Regions from separate parts of the Homo sapiens genome. Here all the other regions are linked to region 1. A link is an interaction called in ENCODE POLR2A ChIA-PET data of the cell type or tissue named here. Cell type or tissue: MCF 10A. All regions are shown on one strand.

Region 1 (8,000 bases):
CTCAGGCGGGGGCTTGTTGGGGATGCGGGCCAGGGCCGCCTGCAGCTGGGCACTGTACTCCATCTTCTCCCGGAGCATGGGGATCTGGGGCACCGATTCTGGAGCCTCCTCCTCCTCCTCCTCACTCTCGCTGCTGTGGATTAGCATAGTGGCATCAGAGAAGGTCTTCTTGTGGTGATACTGAGGGAGCTGGGGGACCTCGTGGCTGCCTGACCCCTCCTCGGGCGGTCCCTGCTCCCGGAGCGTGTTGCGGCGAGCCATGGGGAGGTGGAGCGACTTGAGCGTCATGGCCTCCATGCCCCGCACCATGCTGTTCATCACCTCCAGGCTGTGGCGCTTGTTCACAGTGCCGTGGTGCTTGGTGGCCGTGAGGGGCTCGCTCACCTCCTGGAGAGACTGATGAACCACCGGAGAGCTGTCCTCTTGGAAGGTCTTCACCGAGAGCTGCACCTTCCGGGTCACCAGGTCCGGGCTGCTGCCGCTGACGTACTTGTGGCGGTGGCTGGCCAGGTCTGGGGTGCTGGTGGCAGGTCGTGGCCGTGGGTAGGGGGGCGGTGGCCTGAAGAGATAGTTCTTAAGCATGTGGGCCGTGCTGTAGTTATGGCTGCCCTGCAGCTGCATGTTGGCCAGCTCTGGGGTGCTCACCGTGTGCGAGATGGCGCTTGCCCCCGGCTTGCTTGGTACCACATTATTCTTTGGGTTCCTCTGGTCAGATGGACTGACAAGTTTGTTGCTGTAGACCCCCTGTGGCCCATAAGGGACAGTGTAGGGGTGCCTCTCCCGCATCTCCGGTTGGCTGTACACCAGATCCTCTGGCTGGTTGTAGGCATGGGTGTTGATAATGTTGAGGTTTCTCAGAGACTGGCTCTGGCTGTCTGTATGCAGGATCCCCCTCTTCATCTGGCGCATGACTGTCTCATAATCGGGGGTTGGCCTGTACGAGGGCACGATGATCGCGCTGTGCCGGTGGCTCGGGATGTAGTCGGCCCGCATGATGTCACTCCCAGGGATACTGAGGTTGGAGGATACAGGGGAGGCCTGGATGAAACTTTGCGAGCAGTTGAGGGAGTTGACGCTGTGAACGCTACACACGCTGCCATTGGTGACAGTGCCATTTAAATAATTTAAGTCCAGGCTGTTGTGAGAGTTGCAATACAAGGCTTCTTCATTCCCATGAAAAATGCTGTCTACAAGAAGTCAAACAAAGGCACGTGAACCTCCAAGCCATCCTGCCACAACAAAGTACATCCTCATACTCATGAGGTGACTTTTAATTTAAACAAATCATAAAAAGTGAAATCCCATGGTCTCCACCCACATGTTCTATAGAATAACAGATACTATCTTGGATGAAATGCCAACATACAGAAAGAACACCTTAAGACATACTGAAAAGAAAAAGGGAACCTAATGGAAGAAGGCATGCACACATTTGGAGTAAGTGTCGCTTGAGGAAGTTCTCAATTTTGCCATAAGCTTTGAAATCAGGCACCAACAACAGCCCTCCAGTTGGGGAGGCCTGTCCTCTTGTGCAGGGCTCGGCAATAGGACTGAATATTTAGACAAGACAGTCAAGAACTTTAATAGGGCAATAGATTTCAATTACTAAGTGCTCAGAGCTGCTCTTCCTGACGGCAATGGAAAAAGCCCCTTCACCCAGGGGACTGCAGGGCATTCTAAAGACACAAAACAAATGATGTAGCCAGGGTGTCCGCACAGCTAGTTCATCCTGAGCAGCAATAAAGGGCAAAATTAGAATCAAGAGTTCTTTTTGGTAATTCCCCAAATCCCCTCTAGATCTGGTTTCATCACTTAGGTCAATTCAAGTAAAAATTAATTATAGTTTAAAGAGGTACCTAAAGAGAGAAAAAGCAGATTTCTACAATCAGGCCCAACCTGATTGATTTCTACAATCAGGCCCAACCTGATTGATTTCTACAATCAGGCCCAACCTGATTGATTTCTACAATCAGGTGTCTGGTGTTCTCTTACACACACACACACCCCAAGGAAGGCAACCTCTTGCCTTTCTGTGGCCAAAATATATTCATTTTCACACTACAGATTTAAACATGAGCAAAACAGAGAAACAGAAAATCAGAGAAGGTGAAAAACAGAAAAGGTGACTGAAGACATTCAACTGTCTGAAGAGGAAGAATGTGGAAAGAGATCTGATCAGATGAGACAGGCACAAAAAACAGGGGGAACACAGAGACAAATGTGCCGCAATTTATCCACCTCCCATGGGGTTTGGCGCCTTCCCATAGAAATGTGGTAACTTTGCCAGTCTCCTTATAAAAAGTACTATTTTTATTAAATTAAATAGTCTTGATTGTCTTGGTTTTCATGCTCACACTTTCAGACAGCAGAGGATTCAAAATGGCCAGGAGTTGATAACGTAGAAACTATATTATCCATTTACTACATTTCCAACATCCACGGTTTTCTACCATCTCTCTTTTTGAAATGCAGTTAGCATAACGATTACAAGTTACCGATTTTCATATATAAGTTCCATCATTAATCTCTCTGTATTCCAATTTCTATAACTGTAAAATAGAAATAATAATAGTACCTATAGGTTTATTTTAAGGATGACATAAGACAATATATAGCAAGTACTTACAGCAATACCACAATTGCTCTATGAATGTTAGTTGTTATCATGGAGTCATTACTAGCAGAAGAAGCTTTTTCACACATTTTGCATGGGAGATGTTTTGGGAGAAAGAGAGGAATAAAACAGATTTACCTTACTCAGAGAAGAAAAAAGCAAGTGTACCAAGAAAGGGGCTGGAGAAAGAGATGAGAAAAACAGCTAAAAGAAAAGGCTGACTTTGTTTATTTCTTCCAATTATTCTGCATGCCCGTGTTCTACGTCACCATGAAAAGCTGAGTGACTGCCACGAGCTTTCTGATACTGGCAATGAAGGTGAAGTGCATTCGCTTGGGCTGAGCTGTCATACTCTCTTCTCTAAGCTCCCTTAGGAAAGGGAGGAGAAAAGGACTTGCTCGCTGCCTTGGCCCCGACTCCCTGAGCAGCCAATACTGGGGAAATTTTTTGATCAGAGGTAACTGACAGTCTAGGCCTTCCACAAACTGAAGCTGTTAGCTACTGTCATTCAGACGATGACAAAGTTGAAAAGAAAGCATCCCTGTCATCTTTTTTTTAAAGCCTTCTTTACTGCTTACTGGTATTCAACTTTTTGTCTTAAGAAGGGAGAACGGCAAGCCAGAGTTACCTTGCGAGGTGTGCGTTTCCGAGTAGTGCTCACCACACTGGACGTGAACGGGAGGCAGGATGTACGGCTGCTGCCTGGGCTGAAACAGAGAACACAGAGGAGGTGGGGAGGCCTGGGCAGACACGGCTGGTGACTCACACAGCCGGCCCAGGCACACGGCAGTCCCGCCACGTTGTAAGGGAGGCTCGTGGCAGCTGCTGTCCCTGCCACCCCTTTGACTCAACCTTCTTCTACCCGTCTGCACTCCCATCTCATCACTAAGTTTGGAACTGGAGAAACAGTAAGGGAGAAATGAAGTTGGTTCAAGATCAGAAAGAGAAAGAGGTCACCATCAAAGACTAAATGTAACCATTTACTATCTATGTTCTAATATATTTGCAAAGTTCTCTATGCCTTCTTTCACAAGAATAACTTTTAGAAAAGGTAAATTATTCAAGGCAGGCAGATTGACTGAGCTCAGGAGTTCAAGACCAGCCTGGGCAACACATTGAAATGCCATTTCTATTAAAAATACAAAAATTAGCCAGGCATGGTGGCGCATGCCTGTAGTCCGAGCTACTCGCGAGCTGAGGCAGGAGAATCACTTGAACCTGGGACTTGGAGGTTGCAGTGAGCCATGATCGTGCCACTGCACTTCAGGTTGGGCAACAGATTGAGACTTCGTCTCCAAGAAAAAAAGAAAAAAATTATCTGGGCGTGGCGACATGCACCTGTAGTCCCAGCTACTTGGGAGGCTGAGGCGTGAGAGTCGTTGAACCTGGGCGGCGGAGGTTGCAGTAAGCCAAGATCATGCTACCGCACTCCAGCCTGGCGACAGAGCAAGACTCCGTCAAAAAAAAAAAAAAAAAGAAAGAAAGAAAGAAAGAGAAAGTAAATTATTATAACCCATCTCAGAAATGAGAATAAGGGGGACACCTGTTTTGTTCTCAAAATTCCATTCACAAGCTCCTACACATCAACATAGCTGTGCCTGAGACCCCAGTTCACAGCTCCACATCAACCTTAAATAGGAACAGGGTTAGTGTTAAGCTGAGCCCAGGGTGAATCTATTTAAATATCTAAAATGTGGCCCACAACAATGAGTGTGTAGCTGTCAAGACCACTTGCTGACCTTCCCCATTGCAGAACCAAGTGTGCAAAGGGCCCTGTCTACCCACCACCGCAGTGCAGAATCTTCCACAGTCTGTTAAAGATGGCTATTTAGACTGAACCTGAATAACTTCATGCTGCGGAAGAGGGACAAGTTTTCAGAGAAAAAAACAAAACAAAACAAAACAAAAAAACTTCAATGGATTAAATATTTGGTGAACCAACAAAGGAAAGACGGTTATGCACTAATGTAATCTAGAGCAAGCCATTTAACCTCAGTCGGTCTCAGTTTCCCGTCAGTCAAATCAAGCTCCTCTCTTCCCCTACCTCAAGCATTCTCCATTTTATTTATGTACTGAGGTTCCAGGTAAGAATTTGTTTGAAATAAGAGTTTTGATTTGCGGGGGAAAAAACCCTCAAAACGCTTACGTTTGTAAGCCACCGAACAGGATAATCTCTCATATTTCTTTTTTCTTTTTTTTTTTATTTTCTGAGACATTGTCTCACTCTATTGCCCAGGCTGGAGTGCAGTGGCACAATCTCGGCTCACTGCAACCTCCGCCTCCCGGGTTCAAGAGATTCTCATGCCTCAGCCTCCCTAGTAGCTGGGATTACAGACGCTGTGCCACCAGGCCCTTCTAGTTTTTGTATTTTTAGTAGAGACGGGGTTTCACCATGTTGGCCAGGCTGGTCTTGAACTCTTGACCTCAAGTGATCCACCCACCTTGGCCTCCCAAAGTGCTGGGATTACAGGTGTGAGCTACCGTGCCCAGCCAATCTCTTATATTTCTATTAGCCTTATAGATTTTAAAGGTTACTATTTTGAGAGAAGAATCTCAGATCAAACCAAGAAACCCAAATCCAGCAGGGGTCACACTTTCTCAGCATCCCTCAATGGAAGAAACGCACTGGCCAAGAGCTTGAAGCTGGGTGAATAACTCACCTATCATTTTCTTTGCCACAAACAATGCTTGATCTTCAAAGGGGTAATAAAAAAAAAGGGATCCAAGAATTAAAAGGAATCAAGACAGAAGAAATGAAGAACTGAAATCAATCTAAGAAAGCAGTTCGGGCCTACCAAAGAAAAGGTGCTATATTCCCAAGTCTCCCTTTGGCTGATTTTTGAGTTGCAATTTAAAAATATTTTTCCTTTTCTTGGCAATACATAATTCAACTAAATTTTTCCATGGTAGCACAACCATTTTAAGGCTTTAAAGAAAAACACAGTGGGGAGGGATTTGTACAAGGGAATAGAAATACACAGCAAGGCAAAATTGGTTTACTGTGTTTTCTTGCCTTATTTAAAAAAAACCAATAAGTAAGTTACGGTTTATGAACTGACATAAATGAGCAGACTTATGCCAGTTCACAAACAGCATTGTCAAAGGACAATAATAGCTAATCCCTCAAACATCATTTCAGGATTATATTATTTATTTCATCTCGTTATATATTCTAATACATTATTCCATTTCTTCCCAGACCTGCTAATAGAGAAACAAACTTGACGCCAAAATATAGACAGAAGAGGGCAGGTGAAAAACAGCAATGAGAAGTCCTGGTTATCAGCAAGGAAGCCAAGAGACAGTGTTATTTGGTCTTACTCACTCATTGTAAGAAACTCTTGGTGAAATGGTTTAAACCTAAAGGACAGGGGAAAGGGGGAAGCCATGAATTGGATCAGACTTCCTATAAACTGTCTTCATCCAAATAAAATAGGTAAGCCTCTGCATCCTCTCTGGATAATGAGGACAAGATAAGATCACAAGAGAGCTTTAAAACACTTTGCCTCCCATAGGGTTTCAAGGGTGTAAATGAAAAATTATTTTGCTAATAAAGACATCTATACTCTAAAGAAGGGAAAAGGAAGATAACATTCATAAAGGAGAAGAATAAATAAATCAGTGCCATGAACAAATCTATTGGTACTCGGGGGAAAGCCCAACGTATCTGTTACATTTTCAGGGCCCAGGACCACATGTGAGATATTGTGCATAATACTGAGAGAAATAATATTCACACAGGCACTCAGGAATTACTGCGATAATATAATGACTCAACTCAAGAATTCAGAGTCCACATCTAAGCATTTTCAAGGAAATAAACTTTTCTCAAAACGCTCCCTTCAAAAGACAAGTTAAAGACATGCTATAGTGTATACACTGAATATGAAGAAAAATTCAATTGCATTCTATCAGCTTGAAAGAATTGTTGATCTAGAGAAGTTAAAAGGTCATATGCTTATTTTGATTTTGTGTAAAAAAATCATGACCTAAAATAAAAGAATTGTGAGTTAAAACAAGTGGAAAACATTAAAGAAAACCAATTCTTAACATCTGTTATCCTTGAGTAATCCTCAAAATAAAACATAGCCTAAGACAGAACACATGCATTGAAATTAATTGTGTTTCCTTATTCACATGATGAGGAGAGCAGCTTCAAACAAACAAACAAACAACAAAGCAGCAGCTAAAGCTAGGTCAATTCAAACTCTGCTGGCTAATTAAAGCCTAAAATTATGGAAGTGCTTTGGAATTCTGATTTTTTTTAAAAGGCCTAAAATTAGGAAATATGCAATCAATTTTCCCCATCAGATACTCTGCCTGAGACCATCAACTAGATCCGTTCAATTTTTGCTCATTTAGAAGGCATTTTCTCACTAGTTTATTAAGCTCTCTCTACGGCAGTGAACACAAAGGAATTTGTGGAGCTCGTAACTGAAGATGTATCTTCACACAACAACCAGAACAGATGAGCAAGGGAATGAAAACACACCATGGGCTGTATGCTGATGGAACATGGTCCCACAGGCCTGGAATAAGACCTACTCTCAGGGTAAACCCTCAGCCTCAGCCACACTTAGAGTAGTGGTGGGCATGGATGGGTCCAAGGGGGACAAAACGGGTGTCCATCGCATCTGCTTGACAGAATGACGCCTCTGTGTTCTCACAAAATTTCACCTCATCATGATGCCCTCATCATCCCCCCACCTCAAATTAATAACAAAGAATGCTCAACAGTCAGATCACTTGATCACTGCAGCTTCTATACATACCAGAGAGGATCGGCTCCAGGTGGGCTGGCGTCTGATGGGGGGTGGAGAATTTGACTGTCTACATGAAGAGGTGAAAAAATGAGAATGGTTATTATTATTGATATAAAAAGACCAGATAGACAAGGGAAGGAGAGGAAGAGAATAAACAAGACTGGTAATCGTTATATCAAAACATAAACGTGGCTTATTTCTGGGTGGTAACACTAAGAACAATCTTGATTTGCTTTGTTTTTCTTTATTTTCAAAATGTTCGGATAAGGATACTTTTAGAATAAATTTTACAAAGTAATATTAAACCAATGGAGGCTTATTTCTATAGAAAGACTGAGGGAAATAAGCCAGACTGAAAAATATCACCATTATTACATGGATTTTAAAAAATTGTACTCTTTCTACTGTTGTATATATGTAAAATCTTTCACAGTTTTTAAAAAAAATGCAAGAAAAAATATTTTTAAAATACTTCCAGTCAAATGAAAATACAAAATAGATACAATATTTTTAGTGTGACCATATAAAGATACTTTTTATTAAGATAACACATTTTACAAACATTGATCAGATATTTTCCAGACTAAGAAGCAACATATTTTTAAATGTAGAGATTAAAAAAT
Region 2 (8,000 bases), 190 kb after region 1:
CTCCCCAGCCATGTGGAACTGTAAGTACAATTAAACCTCTTTTTCTTCCCAGTCTCTGGTATGTCTTTATCAGCAGCATGAAAACGGACTAATACAGTGTGAGGCAGAAAGAAAAATGTTTATCCACCAACTTTTTATTGCTTCTCATTTCCTGACAACTTTCTTTTACCAAATAGCTGAAAGTGTACAGTTAGATGATTTTCAACTATTTGGGAGTTCTTTCATTCATTCACAAATTTCACATATATTTGTTGTAAACTCACTATGTGCCTGGCATTGAACTAGGTGTTCTTTCAATGCTTAGCTTTTTTTTTTTTTTTTTTTTTTTTTGAGACAGGGTCTCGCTCTGTCACCCAGGCTGAAGTGCAGTGTCATGATCTTGGCTCACTGTAACCTCCACCTCCCGGGTTCAAGCAATTCTCCTGCCTCAGCCTCCTGAGGAGCTGGGATTATAGGCGCACCCCACCATGCCTGGCTAATTTTTGTATTTTTAGTAGAGACAGGGTTTCACCACGTTGCCCAGGCTAGTCTCGAACTCCTGAGCTCAGGTGATCCACCTGCCTCAGCCTCCCAAAGTGCTGGGATTACAGGCATGAGTCACTGCACCTGGTCCCTGCTCAGCTTTTTTGATGGATATATTGGGAACTAGATTCCTATGAAGTCAGGCAGGCCCCAGATACTGATCAAATATTGCATCTACTCTCAAAATTTCCTAAATTTCTATTTTCAACACAGAATTAAAAACAAAAACAAAAATATCTGGGCATGGTGGCTCACGCCTGTAATCCCAGCACTGTGGGAGGCCAAGGCAGGCGGATCACTTGAGGTCAGGGCTTTGAGAGCAACCTGGCCAATATACCAAAACCCCACCTGTACTAAAAATACAAAAAAAAATTAGCCGAGCATGGTGGCAGGCGCTTGTAACCCAGCTACTTGGGAGGCTGAGGTGGGATAATTGCTTGAACTTGGGAGGCAGAGGTTGCAGTAAAACAAGATCTCACCACTGCACTCCAGCCTGGGTGACAAAGTGAGAGTCCATCTCAAAAAAAAAAAAAAAAACAACAAAAAACAAACAAACAAAAAAACACCTCAGTGTGTAACCTTTCCTGTGGCTAATAAAAGCTTATAAAGTTACTATAAGGTAAGTTTACCTCAGAAGGTAGATTACTATTCAAAAGAGGAAGTAGTTTTAGGATTGGGAGGATAAAGAAACCAGAGTCAGGACTCCCCTGGGGACAAAGAGGAAAGAAGTAAATTGTTGCAAGATATTTGTCTAGGGTTTTTCTGGTTTGAGAAGTAAGGACTGGAGTATTAGGAAGTCACAAAAGTTGCTGTCTGTTCATTTGGTGATACATTAAAGGTAAGGAGCACCTTCCCTGTAACTACAGCTCAGAGGATCAGTTCTTGTGACATTCCTTCTCCACATGCTGACCGGGCCTCTGTCTCAAAAAAAAAAATTTTTTTTCAAAAATATAAATCTCTCTTAAAAACATGTAACTCATGTACATTAAAGTTTTGAAATGTTTATGTTGATTACCTGAATTTAAAAATAATACAAACAGAATAATTGTTGGTACATATTCACGTACTCTGTGTGTGTGTGTGTGTGTGTGTGTTTTGAGATGGAGTCTCACTCTGTCACCCAGGCTGGAGTGCAGTGGTGTGAACTCGGCTCACTGAAACCTCCGCCTCCCGGGTTCAAGCGATTCTCCTGCCTCAGCCTCCTGAGTAGCTGGGATTATAGGCACATGCCACCATGCCCGGCTAATTTTTGTATTTTTAGTAGAGATGGGGTTTTATCATGTTGGCCAGGCTGGTCTCAAATTCCTGACCTAGGGTGATCTGCCTGCCTCGGACTCCCAAAGTGCTGGGATTACAGGTATAAGCCACTGCGCTCGGCCCATATTCATGTACTTTAAATAAAGTACTTTGAATAGCTGTGTTTTTTGCCAATACTCTCTTACTGAGATATTTCTACAGAGTGTATTTTTTTTTAATGTGGTCTTATCATTTTAATTTTCTTCATAAAATCGCCTACTTTTTTTTTTTGAGACAGAGTCTCACTCTGTCTTCCAGGCTGGAGTGCAGTGGCACAATCACGGCTCACTGCAGCCTTGACCTCCTGGGCTCCAGTGATCCTCCTGCCTCAGCCTCCCAAGTAGCTGGTACTACAGTTGCACACCACCACACACAACTAATTTTTATATTTTTTGTACAGTCAAAGTTTTGTCATGTTGCCCAGGCTGGTCTAGAACTCCTGGACTCAAGTGATCGGCTCACTTCGACCTCCCAAAGTGTTGAGATTATGGGCGTGAGCCATCACACCTGGCCTGTTATACTCTTTTTCAATTGACTCTACCATCTAGCTTACAATATTTTCAATTGAGAAATTACTCTTTCTTCAGGTGGTGAGGCTTATGGTAAGCTCAGAACAAATTCTGCTAAATGAAGGAAATTCTCAATATTATTCTTTTTATTTGAAATGTGTAAATATTTCAGCATAAGTATTTTCCCAGATATGATACCTCCTGTTTGCCTCCATTCAGAGTAGATGTCTTTAACTAATAGTTTTGTAAGACAAAACTTGTTAGTAAGTTGTCTCCATACTTTAAAATATTTTGTATATAGATGCTTCACAATTATTAGTTTTTGCAGTTTCATTCCATTCTGGCATAGAATACAAATTTATGAAATTGTTTTTACAAAAAGCTTCATCAAAAGATTATTCCAGAAATGTAGATATTCTAAGGCACAATTATAGAATTTCAAAATTAAACACTGTAAATGGATTAAGCTTTCCTTATTTATTCACTCAAGTCTTCCCTTGCTTTTATAGGATAAATTTTAATATCTCTTTGCTTCCAAGTTTTTGTTTTGTTTTTAGAGACAGGGTCTCACTATGTTGTCCAGGTTGGACTCGAACTTGTAGGCTCAAGAAATTCTTCTGCTTCTGCCTCTTGAACGCCTGGCACTACAGACACTCTCCCATGTCTGGCTTGGTTCCAAGTTTTGTTTTTAATAATAGCGTTTCTCTAAAAGTTTTCTAGAACATTTCTGCTTTATAGATTTCTTATTTATCAATAAACTAATTGACAATAAATATAATGTGTGCATCACCAGAATTTGTATTTATATGATCCTCACAAATTTTGTCACTGAATTTGCAATAGCAGACACAATAAAGTCAGATGAACTTTCAAAAGCTTTGAGTCACTGAATTTCATGAAAATATTGAACAATTATTGGAATTAATTAAATTTTAATTTGAAGCAGCTGGTGACACATAAAACAGAAATCATGAGCTGTTTGCAGAGTTCTGTTAATTAAACCAAATATATTAGCAGCTATTGCTTCATATTTCATGCCTGTCGAAGAAAAGCTTAAAATAACAGCTAAGGTTTGAAGTAAATTCTGGGGCCTCCTTAACATATTTATGTCTTCTAATTTTCATTACTATAGGCCCCAAGGAGGCTGATAAATGTTGGCAAATATTTTATGCACGTTATATTTCATCGTCAACTTTATTTAGAAATGAGAAATCTGCATTTGAAATTTCATTAAACATGCTTTTTTGCTTTGTTTTGTTTTTTGAGCTCTTTGTTGCTGAGAGAGTTCATCACAACATTTTTGAAAAGTGTTACCAAATGATAGGGTAAATAAATAGTTGTAGATTTACCCTATCTAGTATATGCCAAAACCATTTTAGCAGGATTGCTCACACTACTTTGTGTAAGCTTTATGGTAGGCATGCTTAGCCTCCACTTCCTGCATGTATTTCACATTCACCACGTTTCTAATTTCCCACATTTCACACTGACCCCACTGTCTGGCAGATTGGCAGCCTTGTGCCTTAATCATCTTGCAGGCCCCACCTGGGGCCAAGGCACAACTGACTCATACACCAGATGGGTGCCAGGGACAGCAGCAACAAGTATTTCTCCCACATCCTTTGGGATGAAAAGTTAGTTGTCCTAAGTCACCGTATGCAACCACACTTTGTTTTTTCAAGCCAGCATGAGATATGCCGCTATCCTTAAAATGGAGGAGTTAGTTACCTGTGCCTTAAGAAAGGTTTAAGAAAGGTGAAAGAAGTTATCACTGATAGCTCAGACTTAACCACTTGTTAAGTGTTGAACTCTGTTTATGGCACATGTATCTCACACACTACTAGGGAAGACTATGCTACAATATGGAAGTACAAAGTTGATGCAGGGCAGATGATCCCCAAATTGGGGTTCAGCCAGGATGGAATTCAAGGGCAAGCCAGCGGTAGGTATTGAAGTGGCGGAGTTACAGCTCCAGCAGTCCTGCAGCTCTGTGACTGCTCCTGCAGAGCAGGGCTGCTCCACAGGCAGTGTGCTGAGAGTAGTAGCTGAGGGCAGTTCTGAAGTCAAATTTATACCCACTTTAATTTACATGCAAACTAAGAGGCGATTAACGCAGAAATTCCTAGAAAAAGGGTGGTAACTTCTGGGTGTTGCCATGGCAATGGTAAACTGACATGGCACACTGGTGGGCATGTCTTATATGGAAAGGTGTTTCCACCCCATCCCTGTTTTAACTAGTCCTCAATTAGGTCAGGTGTCTGAGCCCTGCCTCCAGAGTCGAGTCCTACGTCCTATTTCAAAGTTATCCACTAAACCAGTCCTGGCTTATTTTAACGCAGCTAATAATAATAATCTTTTGTTAAAGCAACAACAGCAATAACTCTGGGACACATGTTAAACCAGAGAGGTGCCAGGAAAATAGAAGTCAACCAGGAAATATGTATATGTTATCTGTTGACCACACAGATGCCTGCTTCATTCATAAAATGGATTTCTGTAATCTACCCCAATACCTAGGTATGGCCTCAAATTAAACATTAAAAAAAAATTTTCCATGTTATTCTTAGGGGCACTGAAGCTGTATTCCTGATTTAGGGAATTCCTTCACTTTCATTCCAAGATGTGAAGACACGTGGTCATAGAGCTCAGGAGAATCATGCACCTTAGTCCATGGTTAATCTAACACCTGGGTCAAAACTATTATTGAAAATGAGATAGAGACAAATTGATCCTTAACTTAGTCACACGATGATAAAAACTTGCTCCTTGAGCAAACTTGTCTTGCAAGTCGCGAGGTTTATTTTGGCTGTAACATTGTCTTTTTGGAAACTTGGGCTCGTAAAAGCCACTTTTCTTGAGGATCAAGCTTCCAACCAAGAAAGGGAAAATGTAACATACATTGATTTTCACACTTTGGAAGAAATAAGCATTAGATAAGCATTTTTCCTAAGGAGCTACTGAGATTTTAAAAATATATAAATCATTTTAGTTCCTTCGTAAAAATGACTATTGCAAGAGTTATAAGAATGTGTTTTAAATTTCTGGGAAGTAATTGATTCCAGAATGATGATGTTTTCTCTTTTCAAAGTTTTTAAATTTGCTTTTCTTCCCTGATTAACTTGTGTTAATTTTTAGAAATACAGTTGACCCTTGAACAACATGGGTTTGAATGGTGTAGGTCCATTTATATGAGGGTTTTTTTTTCAATAAACATATTGAAAAAATTTTTGGAGATTTTTGACAGCTTGAAAAAACTTGCAGAGAAACCACATATTCTAAAAATATCAAAACATTAAGAAAAAGATATGTTACAAATGCATAACATATATGTAGCTACTAGTCTATTTTATCATTTACTACCATAAAATATGCCCAAATTTATTATAAAAAGTTAAAATGTATTAAAACTTACGCCTACGAACACAGACTGTGCATGGTACCATTCAGTCGAGAGAAATGTAAACCAATGTAAAAATGCAGTATTAAATCATAACTGCATAAAATTAACTGTAGTACATACTGTACTACTGTGATAATTTCATAACCACCTTCTGTTGCTATTGCATTGAGCTCAAGTGTTGTATCAACTTAAAATGCTGTGTGAGGCTATTCATCTCCACGGGAGCAGTTCATCTCTAGTAAATTTCATATCACAATAAAAAGTTACCTTTCGTGCTTGTTGTGTATTTTTCATCATGTTTAGTGTAATATTGTAAACTTTGAATAACACCATGGAACCCATACAAAGTGCTGCTAGTGATACTGGTAGTACTCCCAGGAAGCAGAGAAGGTCATGACATTACAAGAAAAAGCTGAATTGCTTGATATAAAAGTTGAATTGCACAGTCTGTAGATTGAGGTTGGCAGCTGCAGTTGCCCACCATTTCAGACAGATGATTCATCTTGTAAACTTATGATATTGATAAATACAGTGCAGTACTATAAGTGTATTTTCTCTTCTTTATGCTTTTCCTAATAACAATTTTTTTTTTTTTGAGATGGAGTCTTGCTCTGTCGCCAGGCTGGAGTGCAGTAGCGCTATCTCAGCTCACTGCAATCTCTGTCTCCTGGGTTCAAGCAATTCTCCTGCCTCAGCCTCCTGAGTAGCTGGGATTACAGGCACATGCCACCACTGTCAACTAATTATTGTACTTTTAGTACAGACAGGGTTTCACCATGTTGGCCAGGATGGTCTTGATCTCCTGACCTCATGATCCACCCACCTCAGCCTCCCAAAGTGCTGGGATTACAGGTGTGAGCCACCGTGCCCGGCCAACATTTTTTTCTCTAGCTCATTTTATTACTGTATGAATACAGTATATAATACACATAACATACAAAATATGTGTTAATCAGCTGCCTATGTTATTGGTAAGGCTTCCAGTCCACAGTAGGCTATTAGTAGTTAAGTTTTTGGGGAGTCAAAAGTTTTGCACAGGATGGGTTTGGCACCCTTAACCACTCCCTCCCCCCACCACTGTGTTGTTCGAGCATTGACTGTATCTCAATCTTGCTGACTTCAGCTGTAAAATGAGGATCTAGACTAGTGGATGTTCAGTGTTCATTCTAGTTTCCCAAACTCATCTTTTATGTCTTTTTTGAATATCTGGAATTTCATATTGTGTGTTATTGTATGATTTTGTTAATATGAAAGATTATTTAAGCTGTAGGATTATGAGCCTTTTTTTCTTTCTTTTTTCTCACTTTAAACAACCAAATGTTATTCTAAAGAAAGTGTGAGCAAACACATTAGATACACTGAGGGAAAAGACAGAGGAAGACAGAAAATGCAGTGAGTCAGAGTGTGTGGGACAAAATAGGTTACTTTCAAAGACTTTTTTAGGTATAGAGAATCACCTAGTGGTAGGAATAGAAAAAGCTTTTTAAAAGTGTAAGGTCCTTTTTCTTGGGCTTCAGTTCATATCACTGAGTAGTAGTCATATGGTTTGTGATCAATTTCTTTAAAATGTACCAAGATGTTGAATATTTATCTATTTGTAATTGACTTTATTTAAATTATGGCAATATGTTGAATATGTAATGTTTTTTCCAAGCCTTTCTTCTCTAAAAGGACTCAGAATATCCTAATGTCAAGCTTTGAAAATTAATTATTGCTCCAAAGAATGTGTTAAATTCATTGTTTTATCATCAAAAGAAGTCTAGAAATGTGCAAAACCAGCATGAAAGCATGATCATTATCTACCAGAGCCCTCTCTTAAATTACCAGTGACAGGCAAATCCCATTATGATTATACTTTTAATTTCACAGGTAAGGTCACTGAGGTTCCATCTACATAATGTAAGTTTTTGCAATATTTGGAGGACCAAGATAGATTTTTCACTGGTCAAAAAGAATACATCAAGTGTATGGCACCTTCCATTTACTTTGGGTTCTTTCAGAAGCAGAGACTAAGATAGATTTGGTGGACATAGTTTATTTGGGTGATGATTCCAGGAAGCAAAATGGTAGAGGGGTGGGGTCAGGGAGAGTGAGACAGGGAAGAAGGAAAAGTATAAGGATGCAATGTCACCATTTGTAGCAGTAAGTACCTGGGGTTTGATTCTTTTGGATCTCTCGGAATTGCCCAAGTGAAAGATGGAACACTGGGGCATTTGTTCACTGGCTTCTGATCCCATTGGTTGAGAACTGCCCCTGGAAGCTGTAACTGTCTC
Region 3 (8,000 bases), 52 kb after region 1:
CAACATGGATGCAGGTGGAGGTCATTATCCTAAGTGAGCTAACATAGGAACAGAAAACCAAATACCGCATGTTCTCACTTTTAAGTGGGAGCTAAACATCTAGAACACATGGGCACAAAGAAGGGAATAACAAACACCAGGGCCTACTTGAGGATGGAGGGTGAGAGGAGGGTAAGGATTGAAAAACTACTTATCAGGTGCTATGCTTATTGCCCGGGTGATGAAATAATCTGTACACTAAACTCCCGTGACACACAATTTACCTATATAACAAACCCACACGTATACCCCTGTATCTAAAATAAAGTTAAAAAAAAATACAGTTTTCTTTTACCTGCCATTTGCCAACTTGTGGTGGATAAAATATTTTGAAACCATATTTTTTCAAGTAAGTGTGAGATTTTTGGTTAAAGACAGTTAGGGCTGGGTACAGTGGCTCATGCCTGTAATCCCAGCACTTTGGGAGGCTGAGGCGGGCAGATCACCTGAGGTCAGGAGTTCAAGACCAGCTGGCCAACATGGTGAAACCCCTTCTCTAAAAAAATTAGCTGGGCATGGTGGTGGGCGCCTGTAATCCCAGCTACTGGGGAGGCTGAGGCAGGAGAATCACTTGAACCCGGGAGGCGGAGGTTGCAGTGAGCCGAGATCGCACCATTGCACTCCAGCCTGGGCGACAGAGAAAGACTCCGTCTCAAAAAAAAAAAAAAAAAAAAAAAAAAAAGGTTTGTCAGAATATTAGCTCTCAGGATAATGCTTTTCAAGTACTCTTAACAAGAGTCAGCACATCACAAAATCATGGGTGTGCTTGTATGCATGCAAATGCAACACACAAAATCTCTCAATGTATATAGTAAGGAAGTAGTCACAGATGTCTGGAAAATTAAGATAACTGCTATCTAGAACCAAGCCTCTCTGTATTTTTTTTTTTTTTTACTTAAATATAGTGTACTTCTAGTTGGTAGTTGAAATCAAGTATTTCATGAACCAGTGCCAGAAATAATATTTTTTCAAATAACTGATAATGGAAAGAAATAATGTTTTCACAACCTTGAATTTTATTTGGCTGAAATTATTTTATTTTTTTCTTAATTTACCTATTATTTCATCTTACACTTACCTAAATGCAGTAAATATCAATAAATCAGACAGTGGCAAAAGAATTACTGAAATCCATATGTAGAATTCTCAGTTTTGCAAAATTCTCACTTTAAAAATTAAAATTCAATCTGTAACTTCAAAGCCTGCAGAAACAGTGGGAAGTTGTGTTTAAGGTTTTAGGGTCCTAGAGTAGTATAATTCAGGCCAGTTTTTATTATTCTTATAGGAATAATAAATTTAATAATAAATAAAGGATGCACAAAAGGCTAAATTCTTATGCAATAAATAGTATTTAATATATCCCCTAAACCTATTTAGGAGATGTATTACTCATTATATTATGCATAATCTATTGTGCATTACAGAAGTTGAACTACCTAGAAGGCTAAAATATTCTGAAAGAGAGGAAATACAATCAAACTGTACAAAATTGCTACAGAAGAACCTTGGATTCTCCATTCTGTTCCTTCTAGGATCCCCAGGAAGACGCCCACAATTTTTCTACTAAATAAGACCACGCCATCTATTCTCTAAATTCCTCAGCCTGAACCAAATGTTTTAAGCTTTGCAACTCTTTAATTCCTTCCCAGTTCCCCAAAATCCCCCCTGAGATTCTCCAACATCCATCTACTAACAGAAAAGACCAGCTACAGCTGAAAAGACATCAGGATACAGTTGTCTTCCATTTAACCAAACTTAAATGATAAGAATCACCCATGGCAATGATCAAAAACAGATTTTGATTCAGGGAGTCAGGACTGGGGTACAATAACCTACATATTTTTTAAAATGCCATAGGCAATACTGATGCACGTAGTGTGAAGACCACACTCAAAGAACCAACAGGCTCCCAATGTCTTATTTTTATTTTTTAAATAACTGTCACTCATCAGGAGTCTATCATCTCTTTAAATAATCTTTCACTGGAATCTGTTTATCTTTTCAGACTACAGTCTCTTCAAGTTACAAGTACTGTGAGATTACCATTGGGTCAGCCTGGCCCGTCCTGTGGCAGCCAACCTGGCTTCCCTGTTCTGAACAGCTGCTCTGACCATCTGGGAAGCTGTGAGGCAAGGCCCGCTTTATCCTGTCTCCTTGCTCGGGCCTGATAACCTTAGCCTTCCTACACTCGGCACAGGACAAAGCACCAGGCCGCGTCCTCTGCAGCAGATCTGCTCCCTCATATGGGACTGGAATGAGGGTGGGGAACCTCCCTGGGAATACATGTCTATGATAATAACACAAAATGTTTGCTTAAATTATTGTTTGCAATTCCACTTTTGGGAATTGCCTGAGGGAATTAGGGACAAATTTGAAGTTATCTTCAATAATATCAAATCATTTGTTTTGAGGGAGTAATTCTGAATTTTGGAAATCGCCAGTCAGTACAAAATTTGTACTCAGTAGAGTTTCTAGTAGGGTATGGTTTACAGTGATTTGGGTTTTACTAATCATTAATAATGTACGAAGCCTCACAGTGGCATTGTAATGTCTCAACCTGACTAGGCTGCACTCCATTTCCCAGAATGTTCTTCCCCTATGTTTCTGGTTAGTGTGGGTCACAGAGAATCTTCTGCCAGGTGACTGATACCAGCACAGCTCTCTGAGGGATGCAGCAGTTTCCTGCTACCTTCTAGTATATCTTTTCATTTAAAAAAAACAAATATTATTTGAAGACCTACTATATGCTAAGCACAATGGCAAATGCTTTCTGAACTCATCCTTACAATAGCTATGCTAGCATCATCTCCTGATTCTAAACACAAGAACTTAATTTTGGGGAGTTTACAGAGCCTGACCAAGAAACAAACACCAGAGAGTGAGGTCTTCAAGTCTGTTCTCCTTCTTTTTCCTTTTTTTCCCCCTACTTCCCACATTAATGTATGTTCTCCTTTGTAGTGTTTTTTTTATTGTTTTATTTCCAGCTATTATTTTCCTTGAAGATTAAACCAAAAAATACTAGTTCTTTGCTGATTCCAACAATCATTCAAAACATACAGAGCTCTAGCAGATACATAACTTGCTTCAAATTTTCCATCAGTATCCTCATCAGTAGCTATCTTTTCACAGTTGGCCATTTTATTTCAAGGATCCAAATTACCGACCTTTTTCATGTTTTCCTTAGTTAGACCTATGGGTTTCTCACATTAGTCACTGTCATAAACATCTATCTTTTCTACCTTCTTCAAAACATTTATGCTGGTCAAAAGCATTTGCTTCCAACATTGCTTCATCTCTGTGATTTTCTACTAAAGGACCATGTGTCTAACTCGCATTTCAGTTAAACTTACGTCAAAGTTGCTGGGATTTGCTCTGAATAACGGTAACTCATTTTTATGCTGGCAGCAAACGTCAGGCGAAATGTCTACTCACTCTCCCCAGCTGCAAGCACAAGATTGACGAGCTGACCTTGAGAGTTAGGAGGCTGTAAACCGAAACATGTTGCAACATGTCCCGCTATGATTACGCCTCCTCTGCTTTTACAAAGTACACCAGAAAGCAGTATCATTATTTGAGTCACACCTGGTAACTTGACACCTGCTGACACCTTTCTACTGTTTACTTGCAATGTCTCAATTTTCCACCCTTCTAAAGGACTCAGTGTCATCTGAAAGCTTGGCACTTTCACTATGTGCCCAGGGCTGGAGATCACTGATAAAGACGTTAAATAAAACCCATTTTAGTTCCACTCTCTACATAATGCTCGCTATTTAAAGGACTCACTCAAAGAAGTGCCTGTTTCCCTCTACCCTTTGTTTCTTCTGTCTGAACTACTTCCTTCTCTTTGACAAAACTCATCCCTTCCAATTCCACAGTGTGTCTTAGCTGTTACAGCTAAGGGGAGGGGAGGGGAGGATTGGCAAAGACTTTTTGAACGTTTAAATAAATCCTATCTATGGGCTCTCCCATGTCAGCATGCTTGGTTCACCTAAAACCATTCCAGAACCACCTTAAGAGCCAGGCTTGTCACTAAACAGCTGTGTGACTATGGGCAGAGTCCCTTTATCTGTCTGTTTCTCAGTTTCTTCATCTGTAAAACAAAGCAACTGGTCTCTGTGATTTATTGATATGTGGGGTCTCATATTTAGATATAAAACTCTATCATTCTGGTCTGTCTTGATATAAGGCAAAGGGCTCTTTCTCAAATAGGCTGTGTTTGTTTAAGATTTGAATGATGTCTTTATTGGCCTATAAGACGCTTGGTACTCTTTCTATGCATGAACCTTTTATGGGTAATCAGAGATGAGACAGATATTGTGAGCAATAAAGAGAGGAAATCTGAATAATTTGAGCCATGGCTCTGCAGTAGAAAGTTGACAGGGACATATAATCTAGCCCTCCGGAGTGATCTTTACACAGAAATAAAGTTTTCAAATGAGCACTTAGGGAAGTTATACTCTCACACTCAGCTCAACCACCTACAGTCTCTTATAGGCAGCTAAAGTGTTAATACAGCTGGACACTGAATGACATAAAATCAACTGGGTCAATGAAGAGATATGGGCTGACCCAAGTACTGAGATGCACTTCAAGTTATACAGAAAGTGCAAGTATCGGCAGTCAGGACCTAAATACCTACAAGGCCAGACAGGTCACAAGAATGTGTAAATGCTGCTGACTATTAACTCCCTAGGGAGTGGAGAACTAGGCCCAGTTAGACAGCACATGCCTCTCTGCAAGGCGTCCCAATTCAGTTCTTTCAAAAATGATCCTGGTGAAACAAAACCCACCTGAAGACCAGAATCAGCCCTCATAGTACTAGTTAATAATCTCTGATCTTACTGGTAGGTCAGCCCTCTGGATTTCTTTGTTGACTTTTTATGGAACTAAACTCCCTGTTACTCTGATAAAGCCAGTGAAGAAAGGCATGAACGGATGTATTTCTCTGGCAAAGTAATATAAAAGACTCCATTTATGTGATGACCTAAATCTACTCCACTTGTTAGAGAAAAAACTTCTGTTATTTAAAAAACAAACAGTTCTTTTTCAGGGTGCCCACTTTATAGAGTTCTAGTGAAGACTGAAAAAGATAATAATCTGAGATACTTAGCATAGCATCTTGCACATAAATGTTAGCTGCTACCATGACTACTACTGTTACATTATATCCGGTGATGGAACGCAACTACATTTTTCCACAGAACCACACAGAACTATAATATCCTCAGGCTGGGGAAGTTTTGAGGTTTTGGATTCTTGTGCTTTCTAGATTCTGCTGCTGCTCAGACACTGTAAGTTTCTTTAACGTGTGGATGTAGCACATCTGTCACTTCCTTCCTCTCCACCCACTCCACTCCAACTGAATGTCCCAATGCTGATATTCAGGAAAAAAGGTAGAGCAAACAATTATAAAACATCTATTCTTTGCACCTCTTCCAACGTCAAGATTTTTTTTAAAATCCATTTTTGAAATTGACACACCATTCTCAATCCCACCCATTGTAATGATACCCCTACAATCTTGAGAATCCTTTATGGGAAGCGGATGTCTCTTAAAAATTCATAAGGCACAGCCTGCATGCTTCAACATGACAAAACACCTCTTCATATAGCTTCTGTTGTTTTTCCCCCTTCTTTTCACACCTTTGTTAAAGGTAAACACTACAATGTGGCATCATCGTATTCTACTCAAGCTTTAGAAAAAGTAGACTATTTTAACATTTTGACTCATGCTCTATTACAAATCTTTATTATTTCATGAGTTCAATTGTTTAATCTTTCTCAGTCCTGCAATGTAACACTAATAAAGAACAATTTGGAATCAATGAATGAATGAACAAATGAATGAATGTATCTTTGAAAATCAAGGAATTCACAAAGGATAAAAATCAATACCTCTGCTTAAGAACTTATTTTCAAAATAGCTCAATAGCACATTATTTTTGTTTGCTTTTGAGAAAAGTTCCAAATAGACCAAATACTAACACATTAACCATGTGATTTAAAGATGTAATAATAAAATTATCACTTCTTTGAAGTATACTAAACAGGTTAGTACCCCTTATGCAAAATGTTAGGGACGAGAAGTGTTTGGGATTTCAGATTTTGAAATATTTGCTATACTTACCCAGTAGAGCATCTCTCATCCAAAAATCAGAAATCCTGAATGCTTCAACGAGCATTTCCTTTGAGCATCATGTTGGTGCTCAAAAAGTTTTCAATTTTGGTACATTATAGATTTTGAATTTTTGAATTAGGGATGCTCAACCTATTTTTTTGGTAAACTTTGTTTTTCTAATGGCTAAAACATACGTATAAGCATATCTTGCTTTATAAAGCATCTCAATCAAACATCTCAGATGCATTAAAGAACACAAACATTACATGAAGACTCCTTTTGAAATACGAATAATGCCTCTGATTTATTTCCTTTTGAAATTCTGAGTTTCCTCTTCATTATAGGACACCTACAATAAATAATAAGTTATGCCAAGTGATATTACAAAAGAACACTGATTTATTTTACTATTTGTTTTCCCTAAAGGGAAAGAATATCAGAGAAACAGCTAGATTATGTTTACGGCTAAGTTAACTTCGGCTAAGTTAACTTCATCTTATTTGTCTATACTTCATTGTTCTAGTAGCAGTAGGTTGCCTCAATAGCTAACTACCTAACTGCATAGCTTTCTTTTTTTTTTTTTTCTCTTTGAGACGGAGTTTCACTCTTGTTGCCCAGACTGGAGTGCTATGGTGCGATCTCCGCTCACCACAACCTCTTGCTCCTGGGTTCAAGCGATTCTCCCGCCTCAGCCTCCTGAGTAGCTGGGATTACAGGTATGTGCCACCATGCCAGGCTAATTTTGTACTTTTAGTAGAGACAGGGTTTCTCCACATTGGTCAGACTGGTCTCGAACTCCCGACCTCAAGTGATCCACCCGCCTCAGCCTCCCAAAGTGCTGGGATTACAGGCGTGAACCACCGCGCCCAGCCTAACTGCATATCTTTCACACCATATCTTTTTCTTAAGAGCAAAGAAAGAAACAAGAAGCAACTTCATGTATTTGGACAACTTGTACTATGAAGTAGGCATCTACTGTATAGTCTTGATTTATAGTCTTCTTCACAGTAAAACATAAGAAAATCCTAGTTGAGGATCAAGACAAGCTAATCCAATCAGCTTTCCTAAAAGAAATCAAATTGACTTTACACCACCTCCCCAATTCCTGCAAGGATTTCCCAGTGAGTCAGATCCAGAAGCAGAAATGGTTACCAGCGCTACATTTCTATTTTCTTATTTGCAAAGACAGTGAAAATTTTAGTTTTGTTCCCTTGAGGGTTTATTAAATTTACTTTTTCTCTTTGATCACACCCATAACAGTAGATTCAAATCAGTAAATCCACCGATACTTAAGAATAAATCGCAAGATAACAACAAAACAAGCAGAGGTGAACGAACAGAGATGCATGTATGAGGAACAGGAGGCTGTCCTTGTCCTGGGAAGGGCTGGTTACTTAATTTGCAGAGTCTAGCGCAAAGTGAAAATGCAGAATCCACTGTTGAAAAACCAAAAAACTTCAGGATGGCAACAGCAGAGCACTAAACCAACTACAGGGCACTTCTGAGCATGGGGTACTGTGCAACTAACTGCACAGGTCACAGACCCATGAAGCTGGTCCTGGTCCCAGGAGACATTTGCCCTTGGGTTTCACCAAAGCAGTGGCATTGCCTTCTCCTGGAAGTAAATAGGGTCAGCAATGTAGACGTTAAAGACAAATTCAAATAAACTTCTAGTAAATCAAATACACGGAAATGAAATAAAAGCTGCTTGGAGATACAGCTCTGTGGTGGGAGTGAGAGTGGGAGGGAGGTGGGGAGTTGAGACCTATTTGTTATTACATTCCCACTAACTAGCAAAGTGTCTAACACAGAATAGGTACTTAATAAAGGTTGAAATAAAAAA

Evidence for each region. ChIA-PET counts read pairs that join two places held together with the same protein. Peaks named below come from ENCODE experiments on the same cell type or tissue, not always from the same donor. Only the 100,000 strongest peaks of a DNase experiment are listed, where the experiment ranks them.
Region 2: POLR2A ChIA-PET joins it to region 1 with 30 read pairs; 7 of 35 experiments call an interaction of 5 or more read pairs at or near these places.
Region 3: POLR2A ChIA-PET joins it to region 1 with 10 read pairs; 4 of 35 experiments call an interaction of 5 or more read pairs at or near these places.

Annotation. Positions count from the first base shown.
Region 1 is chr1:214,383,602-214,391,601 of GRCh38, forward strand. PTPN14 (protein tyrosine phosphatase non-receptor type 14) reads right to left here. Exons shown (of 19, transcript NM_005401.5): 11 at 7,387-7,444; 12 at 3,243-3,321; 13 at 1-1,187. Among named protein-coding and RNA genes, the nearest start is that of SMYD2, 110 kb to the left of the region's middle. In MCF 10A, a CTCF peak has its summit at 5,205 (motif pointing right); DNase peaks (open chromatin) are centred at 3,400 and 5,220.
Region 2 is chr1:214,578,166-214,586,165 of GRCh38, forward strand. No RefSeq gene overlaps it. Among named protein-coding and RNA genes, the nearest start is that of CENPF, 21 kb to the right of the region's middle. In MCF 10A, a CTCF peak has its summit at 7,183; DNase peaks (open chromatin) are centred at 3,846 and 7,136.
Region 3 is chr1:214,436,094-214,444,093 of GRCh38, forward strand. All of the region lies in intron 3 of PTPN14 (protein tyrosine phosphatase non-receptor type 14), which reads right to left. Among named protein-coding and RNA genes, the nearest start is that of PTPN14, 110 kb to the right of the region's middle. RefSeq lists enhancers at 3,055-4,026, 3,341-3,680. In MCF 10A, no CTCF peak of the experiment used is centred here; DNase peaks (open chromatin) are centred at 3,548 and 5,278.